Regions from separate parts of the Mus musculus genome. Here region 1 is linked to region 2. A link is a loop called in an ENCODE intact Hi-C map of the cell type or tissue named here. Cell type or tissue: left cerebral cortex. All regions are shown on one strand. Each heading gives the region's core, and the rest is flanking DNA. Links, peaks and the distances in the headings are about the cores only.

Evidence for each region. Hi-C counts contacts between places; a loop is a spot of excess contacts. Peaks named below come from ENCODE experiments on the same cell type or tissue, not always from the same donor. Only the 100,000 strongest peaks of a DNase experiment are listed, where the experiment ranks them.
Region 1: it touches region 2 in a loop (2.4-fold over the local background); 3 of 42 quality-filtered maps call a loop at or near these places.

The regions. Positions count from the first base shown.
Region 1 is chr9:61,551,619-61,556,996 of GRCm38, forward strand. No RefSeq gene overlaps it. Among named protein-coding and RNA genes, the nearest start is that of Gm39350, 41 kb to the right of the region's middle. In left cerebral cortex, for the core only: a CTCF peak has its summit at 2,177; DNase peaks (open chromatin) are centred at 2,216, 3,202 and 3,795; H3K27ac peaks cover 550 bases.
Region 2 is chr9:61,695,922-61,701,299 of GRCm38, forward strand. No RefSeq gene overlaps it. Among named protein-coding and RNA genes, the nearest start is that of Gm34770, 37 kb to the left of the region's middle. In left cerebral cortex, for the core only: a CTCF peak has its summit at 2,196 (motif pointing left); DNase peaks (open chromatin) are centred at 2,139 and 3,496.

The DNA.
Region 1 (5,378 bases), core at 305-5,304, 140 kb before region 2:
TTGATCTGGGGAGATGGCTCAGTCAATAAGGAGCTTGCCTTGCAAGTACACGACAGCCTGAATCTGTTCCCAAAACCCACATCGAAAAGACAGGGGCAGGGGAGATGGCTCGGCAGCTAAGAGCACTTGTTCCTCTTGCATGTGACATGGGTTCTAGTGCCAGCACTCACAAGGTGGCTCACAACTATCCTTAACTCCAGTTTCAGAGGAGCCAACATCTTCTGACCTCTGCAGGCGCTGAGCACACACAGGGTTCACAGATAATCATGCAGGCAAAGCATTCATTTAGGTAAAATAAAATAAAAATAAATATAAAATAAATAGATAAAATAAATATAAAAAACCCAACAAATTAACCAAATAAATAAACGACAACACCCTCCCCCAATACACCAAGCACAGCATCAATGACTCATGTTTGTAACTCCAGAACTGGGAGGCATAGACAGGCAGATCCCAGGGGCTCACTGGCCTGCCAGCCAATCTATGCTGCTTGATGAGCTCCAGGCCAGTGAGAGACCCTGTCTCAAAAAGTAAGGTGGATGGCTCCTGAGGCGTGACATCTGGGAGTGTCTTCTTTCCTCCACATACATGGGCACACACAAGCAACAACTCCCCCCCTCAGGCGTGCACGCATGCACTCGAGTGAGCGCGCGCACACACACACACACTCACACACACTCACATACTCTCACACACACACACACTCACACATACTCTCACACACTCTCACATACTCACACACACACACTCTCACACACTCATTCACACACTCTCTCACACACTCACACTCTCACACACACACACACACACATATACACATACACACATGTCCAGTGCTTATGCTTGATGAACACTTAAGGCAAGTGCTCTGAACCTGGGCCCGTGAAGGTTTGAAAGAAGGTATAGTGAGCATGCTTGCACAGTTCTATTCTAGGAGTAAAAAGTTCTTATCTTTTTACCAGACTCACTATTGGCCTGTGGACCAATCAGATTTGAAAAGTGTTTCTTCCAGGGCAGCTGGAAGCAGTATTCTTAAAACATGTGTCTTATTATCTCTGGCCACCTGAAATATAACTAATGCAAACGGGGCTGAAGTTTTAGTTCTATTTATATAGGTTAACCTTGACTTAAATCTAAATAGTACTTGTGGCTGGCCATTACCATATCACACGACATGAGATGGTGGGAAGGCATGTGGAGGAGGAGTCATCGGCCATTACAGGGAAGCACGGATTGCCTTGCCCATGGCTTAGTAAGGGCTCAGGGTCGACTATCAGTGTAACTATTGAGAGAGTGCCCACCAGGAAAAAGAGAGACGGAGGGAGTGCCAAAGTGACTGAAGCTGCTGAACACTGCAAAATGGATGTGGTTCAGTGTATGCTTGCCTGGCATGCAGGAAGTCATGGGTTCAGTCCCCAGCACCACACACACCACATCCACCTCATGTGTGGCGGCACACACCTCAAAGCCCAGAACTTGGGAGATGGAGGCAAGAGGATCGGAATTCAGGGTCATCCTAAGCTACATAGAAAATTTGAAGCTATCCTGGGCTATATTGAGACCTCATCTCAAACAAGCAAAGCAACAAGTAGAAGCACATGAAAGCCGAGCACCAGGCCCACAGAGGACCACAGAGCAAAGGCCAACTAGATGAGAATCACTGACTCTACAGGAATCATAAGGAGGCCTCCGTGGACTTCGGATTGTGTCCATGCTGGCTTGCCGTGCCAGCTTTGAGATCACATATTTGAGCCCTGAATTCTCACATGGGAATCGACTGGATATGACTGAGCCCCTTCAGCCGCGGGGCTCTGAGAACCACCTGTCTCTGGCTGGGTCTTTTTTAGCACTACACACACATACACACACACACACACACACACACAGAGAGAGAGAGAGAGAGAGAGAGAGAGAGAGAGAGAGAGAGAGAGAGAGAGTGAGAGAGAGAGAGAGAGGCAACAAGTACCAGCACTGTACAACGGAACACACACAGAGCCCAGGGTTGCATTCCAAATGATAAGTTTCACAGCAGTGCAAGCATTTCCAGTAGTATTTATTAAGAGCATCCCTCCCAAGATGGTCGGCTCTGGGGGACTTCTGTGAATGCACTCTAGAGGCACCACAGCCCCTGCCGGCGAAAGGGTGGGCCAGCATCCGTGGACTTAGACAAAACAACCCCAAGGAGTCCAAGTTACACACTATAGAATTCTAAAAAACTTGTTAGTGTGAATGGCCTGCTTTGTATGCAGCTGTTGTCAGCTGGGCACAGTTACAGCTCCCTTCTGCTGGCAGCCTAATGCGCTCAGTGTGGCCTCTGTCTTGTCAACATGAAGCCCTTTGGCCTTCAATGCTATTGTTTTAGTTAAAATGTCAGGCTCACTCTTCTGATTATTATTGATCTTTAATTTTTTATTGCATTAATTAATTTATGCATGTGTCAGGGGCAGCACACACATGCCACGGTATACACATGGAGGTCAGAAGACAACTTTTGGAAGCCGGTTCTCTCCTTCTACCATCAGGGTTTTCAGGATTGAACTTAAGACATCAGGCCTGGAGCAGGTGTCTTTATCCACTGAGCTACGTTGCCAGGCCCATTATTGGGTTTATAACCTCCTAGGAGAGGAGTTAAAATGTAGCTGCAGAAATAGTTTAGACAGTAAAGCCTTACAAAGCTTGAGGGACCCGAGTCTGGTCCTCTGTAAATGCTGGGGAGGACGGCAGGTGCTGATGCTTACTGGCCATCCAGGTTAGTCTACTTGCTGAGTCCCAGGCCAAGCAAGAGTTGTCTCGAAAACAAGATGGACAACCTTTGAGGAATGGCAGCTGAAACTGTTCTCTGGCTCCGTCATCCATGTACACACACACATGCATACACACTTGCACATAAGCACATACACACAAAGGGGTAGGGGAGGGAAGAACAGAAGTCAAGTAGGCCGGCTCACTATTCGAGGAAGGGACATCATTTTGGGATAGGGAACAGAGGGGAAGGGTGGCCTCTGGTGAGGTCACTGAAAGACTCCATTCTGCAAACGTCCAGAGAATGTTCTGGGTGCCTGAACAGGGACTGGACTGTAGGAAGGAATTCGAGTTGGCATCTCTTGGAATGATCTCAGCCTCTGGAGAGTCTTCCAGATTAGCTATTTCTGAAAAGCGACAACCCCAGCTGCTCTGACTACGCAAGGCTATTGATGTTTGTCCTTCCCTCTGTCAGCCACTGAGTCATACTGGAGTTCATGGGAGCGGGGAGGGAATTCAAGCCTTGGCAAATGTGGCGGCCCACTCACCTCCTAGCTATGTACTTGTCAAGCCTGCCTGTCTCTTTGAGCCTCCTTTTCTTAGCTACGAATGGGGAACCCTAAAGTCCATCATGTCCATCACTGGAAGGCAGCATACACATCTTCAAAAGAGTCACACACTAAAAGGGGAATTTCTGTTATTATTATTGAACATCTGTATTCAGAATTATTTCTTTGAGGACCCTGGTGAGGCCCACTCATCTTGGCTTTTTTTTTTTAAACCCATAAAATCATACTTATTTATTTAACTGTGTATGGGTGTGGGGAAATACATGTCATGGTGCGTGCATGTGTGCATGCATGTGTAGGTGCATGCATGTGTGTGTGTGTGTGTGTGTGCATGTATGTGTGCGTGCGTGTTAGTCAGAGGACAATGAGGGATTCAATTTTTTTCCTTCTACCATGTGGATCCCAAGGGATGGAACTAGGTTGTCAGGCTTGGTGGCATCTTGCCAGCTCCGTCCTGAGTTCCTTGAAAGAGCCCTCTTTTTACCCTCCTCGGGAAGCTTCACACAACTCTTGTATGTAACTCAAAGAACTCCTGGCTTCGTATCATTGTTGCTTGGTCCTGGGCCACGCACCTCGTTGTACCAATTGGACACACTGGCAAACTCTGACAAACATTTGACATTCCACTTTTATTAAGTGTCTGCTCAGACACTATGATGGCGCTTCTCGGTTGTCAGCTTGACATACCTGGGAAGAGGAAGCCTAAATTGAAAAATCCCCTCCATCAGCTTGGCCTGCAGGGATGTCTGTGGGGAGTTTTCTTGATTACTGAGAGATATAAGAGGGCCTAGCTCACTGGGGGCAGTACCAACCTTAGGCAGGTGGGCCTGGCCTAAAAGAGAACGATACTGAATTGTGAGCCTGAGAGCAAGCCAGGAAATGGTGGTGCTCTGTGTGTGGTGTCGGCTTCAAGCGCTTGCCTTGCGTTCCTACTGTAGCTTCTCTCTATGATGGACTGTAACCTTTAAGAGGAAGAAAAGCCTTTCCTCCCCAAGTCTGCTTCAGTCAATGTTTTATCACAGCAACAGAGAAGCAAACTAGGGCAGACATCTGAATGGTGCACAGAGCCCACCAGTAGGCAGAACAGACTCATTTTGTCTCCAGAGCATAGAAAAACATTAACTGTAATTCCGAAGTCTACTATGTTGGGTGTTTTTTTTGTTTTGTTTTGTTTTGTTTTTTTGTTTTGTTTTGTTTTTGTTTTGTTTTCTTTTGTTTTTTCTGAAAATTGGGGAAGAGATGAAAGGTAAGGTAGATCTGGCAAGAGTGGAATGAGCATGCCTCAGAGGGTGTGCACAGCAGTGGAAAATGGGATGTGTAGGGTGGTTTCACAGACAAAAGAAAATTTGAACAGCCATGGTAGAGATGAGGTTGTCAGTCCAGGAGACAAGTGGTGGAGGAGCTGTTTAGAGAGAGTGATCTACTGAGCTCTGGGATCTACTGACTGAGCAGAGCTCAGAAGACGGAGCCCACAGTCTCAAGGGCAGGACGGAGCTGCTAGGGCAAAGGTCAAATGCACGGAGCTGAGAGGATGTGCAGATCACAGAGAGCTTTGTCGGCCATCTTGAGGGACCTTGCTCTGCATGGTGTGGAAGATCGTTGCGTGGTTCTGAGCACAAGAGACTTGAACTATTTTTCCAAAGGCTCTGCGGTTCCATACTAAACAGATCTGGGGCTGAGAAGACAGCTCGTTCAGTGAGTAAAGTTCTTGTCATGCAAGAGCCAGGACCTGAGTTCCATTTCCAACACAAACATGAAAGGTGAGGCAGGAGGGTGAGCGAACTGAGCGAGTGAGCTCTTGAACTCTGAGCATCAATGAGGCAGAAACAGCAGATTCTTAGTGGCTCACTGGCCAGCCATCCTGCCCCCAACTAGAGAGAGCGGGTAGGGTGACAGAAATGGGACCTGGGAGACTCAGGAAATAATGTGCTCATAATGTTGGGCACCTTATATGGTGACAGTGGCTTGCACTGGGGGGTGGTGTGGCTTAGCAGGGAAGTAGGGACAGTGGCCAGAGTGTGGATCCAGCTGAAGCTGCTTTATTGGACATGGGGGGGGGAGGGT
Region 2 (5,378 bases), core at 111-5,110:
TAGCTCTGCTCTGCCTTTTTCCTGGACAGATGACACTCCCTCTCTAATTCCCACCCCTCGCTGGCCTTCCCTCTGGCCCTGTTCCCCCAGAGTCTCCTGTGAAAAGCATAAGTCAAAGCAATCTCACTGCAGTAAAGGTTCTGACTGACTCAGGAGGTCAGAGGAGCTCCCAGGAAACAGCAAGGTTACGGGGAACAAGGCTCTGGAGTTTAGCTTGGGTTAAGCAAAGTGGCCAGCCAGCTGTGTTTTCTGGTAGGTTCTTTTCTAATGTGGACACTTTCTGGGCCCTTGCTTGCACAATCCGATCCACTTAGAAAAGTTCAGATTTCACTTGGGCTAGTCTTGGGAAGAATAGGCCCTTAGAAGCCACTTCGGGTAAAAAGCAAAAAAAAAAAAAAAAAAAAAAAAAAAAAAGAAAGAAAGAAAGAAAGAAAAAGGAAAAAGCCCCTCTAGTTTGCCAGTTCACAATCTATCAATGAGGGAATCTGAAGCAGAAACCGTGAAGGAACTTCTTGGCTTACTCAATACCAGTTGTAATATATAGCCTGGGACAACCTGCCTAGGGATTGTGCTGCCCATGGTAGGCTGGGTCTACATCAACCATCCATCAAGACAGTTCCTCATAGGCCAATCTTTCAAGGCAGCTCTTCAATTGAGATTCCTTCTTCTTCCCAGGTGACTCTAGGTTCTGTCAAGCTGACAGTGAGAGCAAGCAGCCTCACTACAAGGTACAAGTCTTACAAGCCTTGAGGCGGGAGGAAAGCCCAACTTCTCTGGTTGTGTTTTGTGTGTGTGCCTCTTTTATTTCTGGTCAGACTCATGATTGACTCTTCATAGACACATTACCCACTCAGAGAGTGTCTGGCTACCTACCCTATTTCTTTCCTCTTCCAGACTGGAAACACAAAGATAACTAACTCATTGTCCTAAACCTGCAGTCACCTTAGATTCCAGGGATGGCCAGTCCCTGCAGGATGAATGACCTACAAGATGAAAACAAAAATATCTACCATGGAAACGGCACACCTTGTATCTGATCAGGTGACACAGACCAGATCATAGACTCTATTTATTGGACCACTTTGTAGGACCACACCTTGCTCAAGACTGCTTAGTTATGCACGCCTCCCCTCCCACCCCGTCCAGTTCTTCCTCTACTTAAATCTAAAGTTCACATAGGTGTCCTGAGGACAGATTCATGGCCATTGAACTTCCTTCTTCCAGACAGTTGATAAAATCTTTCTCTGCTTTTCAGGATTACATGTCTTATGGTGTATTCAGACCAATGGCTGAGCCTAGCCTTTTAAGGCTGTGTGAGAACCGGGTCTTCTATGCTGGAACTCCAGTTACACACTGGCCACCTTTTCCTCGGTGTTTTTTTCAGGGTTCTCTGACACATTCCATGATAACAGTGCTTTGACTTTTCAGTCTCTTGGAGTCCTGGAGGCTCTGTGCAAAGAGCAGACTCTTCAGTCCCAAGCTGGGTAGAACACTCTATCCATTAGGCACTAGAGGGTTTGAGATAAAAATCAACACACACACACACACACACACACACACACACACACACACACACCAAAACCATTGGCTCTGAAACATAAAGGGGAAACTTTACAATGGAAATTAATAAAATTTTAATGAAATGTCTCCCAAACAAAATCTTCCATCAGCCTCATTAAGGGCTTCATTTAGTATTCGTAAAAATTTCATTACGTTTCAGAACGATGTGCAGGTTAGATTTTTCTCACTTTGCAAGAATTCCTGAGCCCCCCTGATAATTGCTGAGAAATCAAAGCCAATTCTACATCAAATGAATTACTTGTAGCCAAAGAATTTCAAAAGCAAAGTTATAAAAATAAGTCATAATTTTTCACAGGAAAAAAAAAGTATTTAATCTGTTTGATGTGTGTGAGGCAGAGTCTCTGAGCATGCTGGGATCCAGCGCGGGTCTGAAAGCAGTCTTGATGTCTGGCCTAGGCAAGCATATGTTAGCTTCCTCCTGAGTGAATGGGTGGGGGAAAAAAAGGCAATCTAAGTGATAGTGAAAAGTGTAAAGGTGGGAGGGAGGGAAGAAAAACAGACAGGAGAAATATAGCAAACATGAGCCAAAGTTTTAAGGAGCAATCTTAGCAACAAAGCCAAGGCCTCGCTGCTGACAGAAACAGACCACACCGCCCCCTTCTGGTTGGAGGAGTGCAGTGCTAGCCGCACGACTTGAGTTTCTCCCACGCTCAGAACATCAAAGCCCCTTGAAATTGTCTCAGAGAGAGATCAGCGCTCCCTGAGGACCGAGACCCTGCCTCTCCTCCAGCCAGGAGCTGGGAGGAAAGCTTTGTAACTGGCACCGTGTCAGGCATCCTGACACACGTCTAATCCCATCTTGAACCTATTTCTGCCTTTTCCCCAAACCGAGTCTCGCCTAACCCATTCCATATGTCTCTCTCTTTCTCTCTCTCTCTCTCTCTCTCTCTCTCTCTCTCTCTCTCTCTCTCTCTCTCTGACGGAAAATAGGCTTTGCTTTCATTTCAAAGGGCATCATTGAAAAATCTGGGCGACAGGACTTTGTTCTAAGACAGGCAATACTCGGGGAGCTCTTCTGAGGAAGTAATCAGAAATAAATGGAAAGATTTATATACAAGATGTCCGCTGTGGAATTATTTGTAACGGCAAAGAACTAAAGACAGCCACAGTGCCCCCAAAGCAAGGAGATGGTTAAATAAATCACCATCTACCCACACAAGAGAAGTTTATGCAGCCATTAGCATGTGCATGATTTTGAAATTTTCATTTACAGCAATAGCCAACCATTAGGGAGCCCTTCCTAGGCAGTATGTCACTGTACTCTACTGAGGAAAGTCCTTTGTGTTACTCCCTCCACTTGATACACAACACAACTGAGGTTCCACCACTGAGGTACATAGACTGTGTTAGAGTGTCCTGCTGGCCTCCTAGGGGCACATGAGTGTGGAGGCAAAGGGAGGGAGAGTTTCACTCCTAGATCCACTGCAAAGCTGTGGCAAAGGAGGATGGATCTGACCCCAAAGGGATGATAAGGTTCACTGACTCTTGCAAGGAGCATCCACAGGGAAGGTAAGACCCAAGATAAATCCTAGAGGGGGACCTTGGGGGTAGGAGTCCAAAAGTAGTGGTCCTTATCTTAGATGCAACACAGCTGCCAATTAGGTAGGCGAGGCTGGGCTGAGGCTTTGGAGAGCCAATTGGTAATGAAAACAAAGCATCGCTGAGCCTGTCAGCACCAGCTGCTCTCCCCTGGTCTCTTTAAATTCTGTGGACCATGGCCTCTCCTTCCTCCATTGTTGTTCCAATAGACAGATGAGAAAATTGAGGCTTGGGAGACTCAAACTTTGGCTTGAGATCCTGACTAAGTAGGTCCAGAGGCTGTATGCTTGGGCACAGTCACAGCCTCTCCCCGACGAGCTGGCCACCACATAGAAGCAGAAGCCTATGTTGTTCACACCCACCCAGTACGATGCTTTCTCGTGTCCCTCAGTTGCAGCTGGCCTCCTCTACCATTTCAGGAATGCGTTATGCACGAGAAAGCTTGCAGAGTCTTCTGAGTCTAGAAGATCTCCCTTAGAAACCCAGTTTCAGGCAGCGTATGAGCCAAAAAAAAAGTAGAAAGCCTCATCCCCACTGAGGGAGAATGGCCAAACCTCTGGGGCTCCTCGCACAGGTGCTGTAGGAAGGAACCTGAGAAGCAAAAGAACAGCCCGAGCTCCTCAGAAGTCCTTGCTCAGAGCTGGCCAGCGAGCCCAGGATCTGCCTGTCTCTGTTCCCTAGAGTTCGTGTTTGAAACACACCTCACTATGTCCGGCTGCTGTGGTTCCTTGTGTGGGTTCCAAGGATTAAACTCAGATTCTCATGCCTGTGTGACAAACACTTTACCAAAGTAAATCTTGGCCTTGGTCCAGACCAGAACCCAAGACGAAGCCATGGCAGAGGCCCAACCTGCCATGCCCCTCCTGAGCTCCACTCAGACTCTCTCCCTGCCTTCACTGGCTATAATCACAAGATACTAGGATTTTGTGGAGTTTTCCTAAGCCATTGCTCTCTTCTGAACCAGGAAGTACAGAAACCTGTGAGTTCTGCCTTGAGTGTGGACCCCCTCTCACAACTCACTTGGGTCATGCACATAATAACTCTGCGTGGGGGTTTACACAGAAGAGACAACCTTAAATGGTATCCCCTCCTCTAAGAGCCATGTTGTCTAAAGACTATCCTAACGTGCTGCAAAACTGGAGGGGTTAGGAGATGGAGGGGCCTCTCCCAGCAATAGCTGATGCCCATCTATTGCTTTGTGTAGCCAATCAGCTTCTCCTGGGACCCTCAAGCCAGGCTGAGTTTCGCTCCCAGGTTCCTATAGGGGGAGTTCGGGACAGGAGCATGTAGAGCCACTTGTCCTTTAAAACCAGAGCCAGTGAGGACGGGCAGGACAAGGAGAGAGGAACAGAAGAAAAGAGGGAGGGAAACAGAGCCACAGGCCTGACTTTTTGGGTTTCCTGCTTCTAATTCTTCAGAGGTATGGCCCAATCAGTCACCCTGGGGTTTTGTGATGACTGCCTGCCCTAAGGTCACTACATAAGCAAAAGAGCTGTTCCTAAAGTCCAGGGGGTCCCAGTTAGGAAAACTCTAGAAATCCAAAGGTCTGAGGAGGCCACTCCTACGGGTGTGTCGATGACCCCTGGTCTGCACCTCTCCAGAGCCAGGGAGACTTGTGCTGGGAAAGGTGGCCTGGCCTCACACAGTGTACCACACAGTGGCCTCAGCTTCGTCTAGTCTTCCTCTCAGCTTCCCGCTGCCTAGGACACAAAGGCCAGCCCAGCATCCAAGGCCACCAGCAACCTCTGCCAGGCTCATCACTCCTGCATTTCCTATCAGTCGGACCAGATCTGCTCCCTTCCCCCTCAGCCTGACCAACTTTCCCTCAGCTCTCTGCTTGCTCAAATCTCTGAACTTTCCAGGCTGAAGGAGGGGCTCCTCACCCAGCCTATCAGATCTCCTCTCCTCACACTTTGGGTGTGAATTGGTGGCGAGCTACCCACTCACTCTCTTTCCTTCCTCCCTGTTTCCCCTCAGCCCTTCTATCTTACAGTCCCATCTTTCTTTCCCTCATTTCTCCATCCCTCCTTTCTCTTCTACCTCTGTTCTTGTCTTCCTTCCTCCCTCTCTTCCTTAGACTTGGTTTCTATGACTTTCAGGTCGCTTGTTCCTAATTTAGAGAAAACAAAACTGAGGCTCCGAGAGGTTGACAGTGATCCCAAATCACAGATCTAGGACATGTGAGTACCTGGGTGAAGAGCTAGAATTGTCTTCTTCAAGCTCTACCACCCCCACCCATCTTCTGTTCCATTCAATAA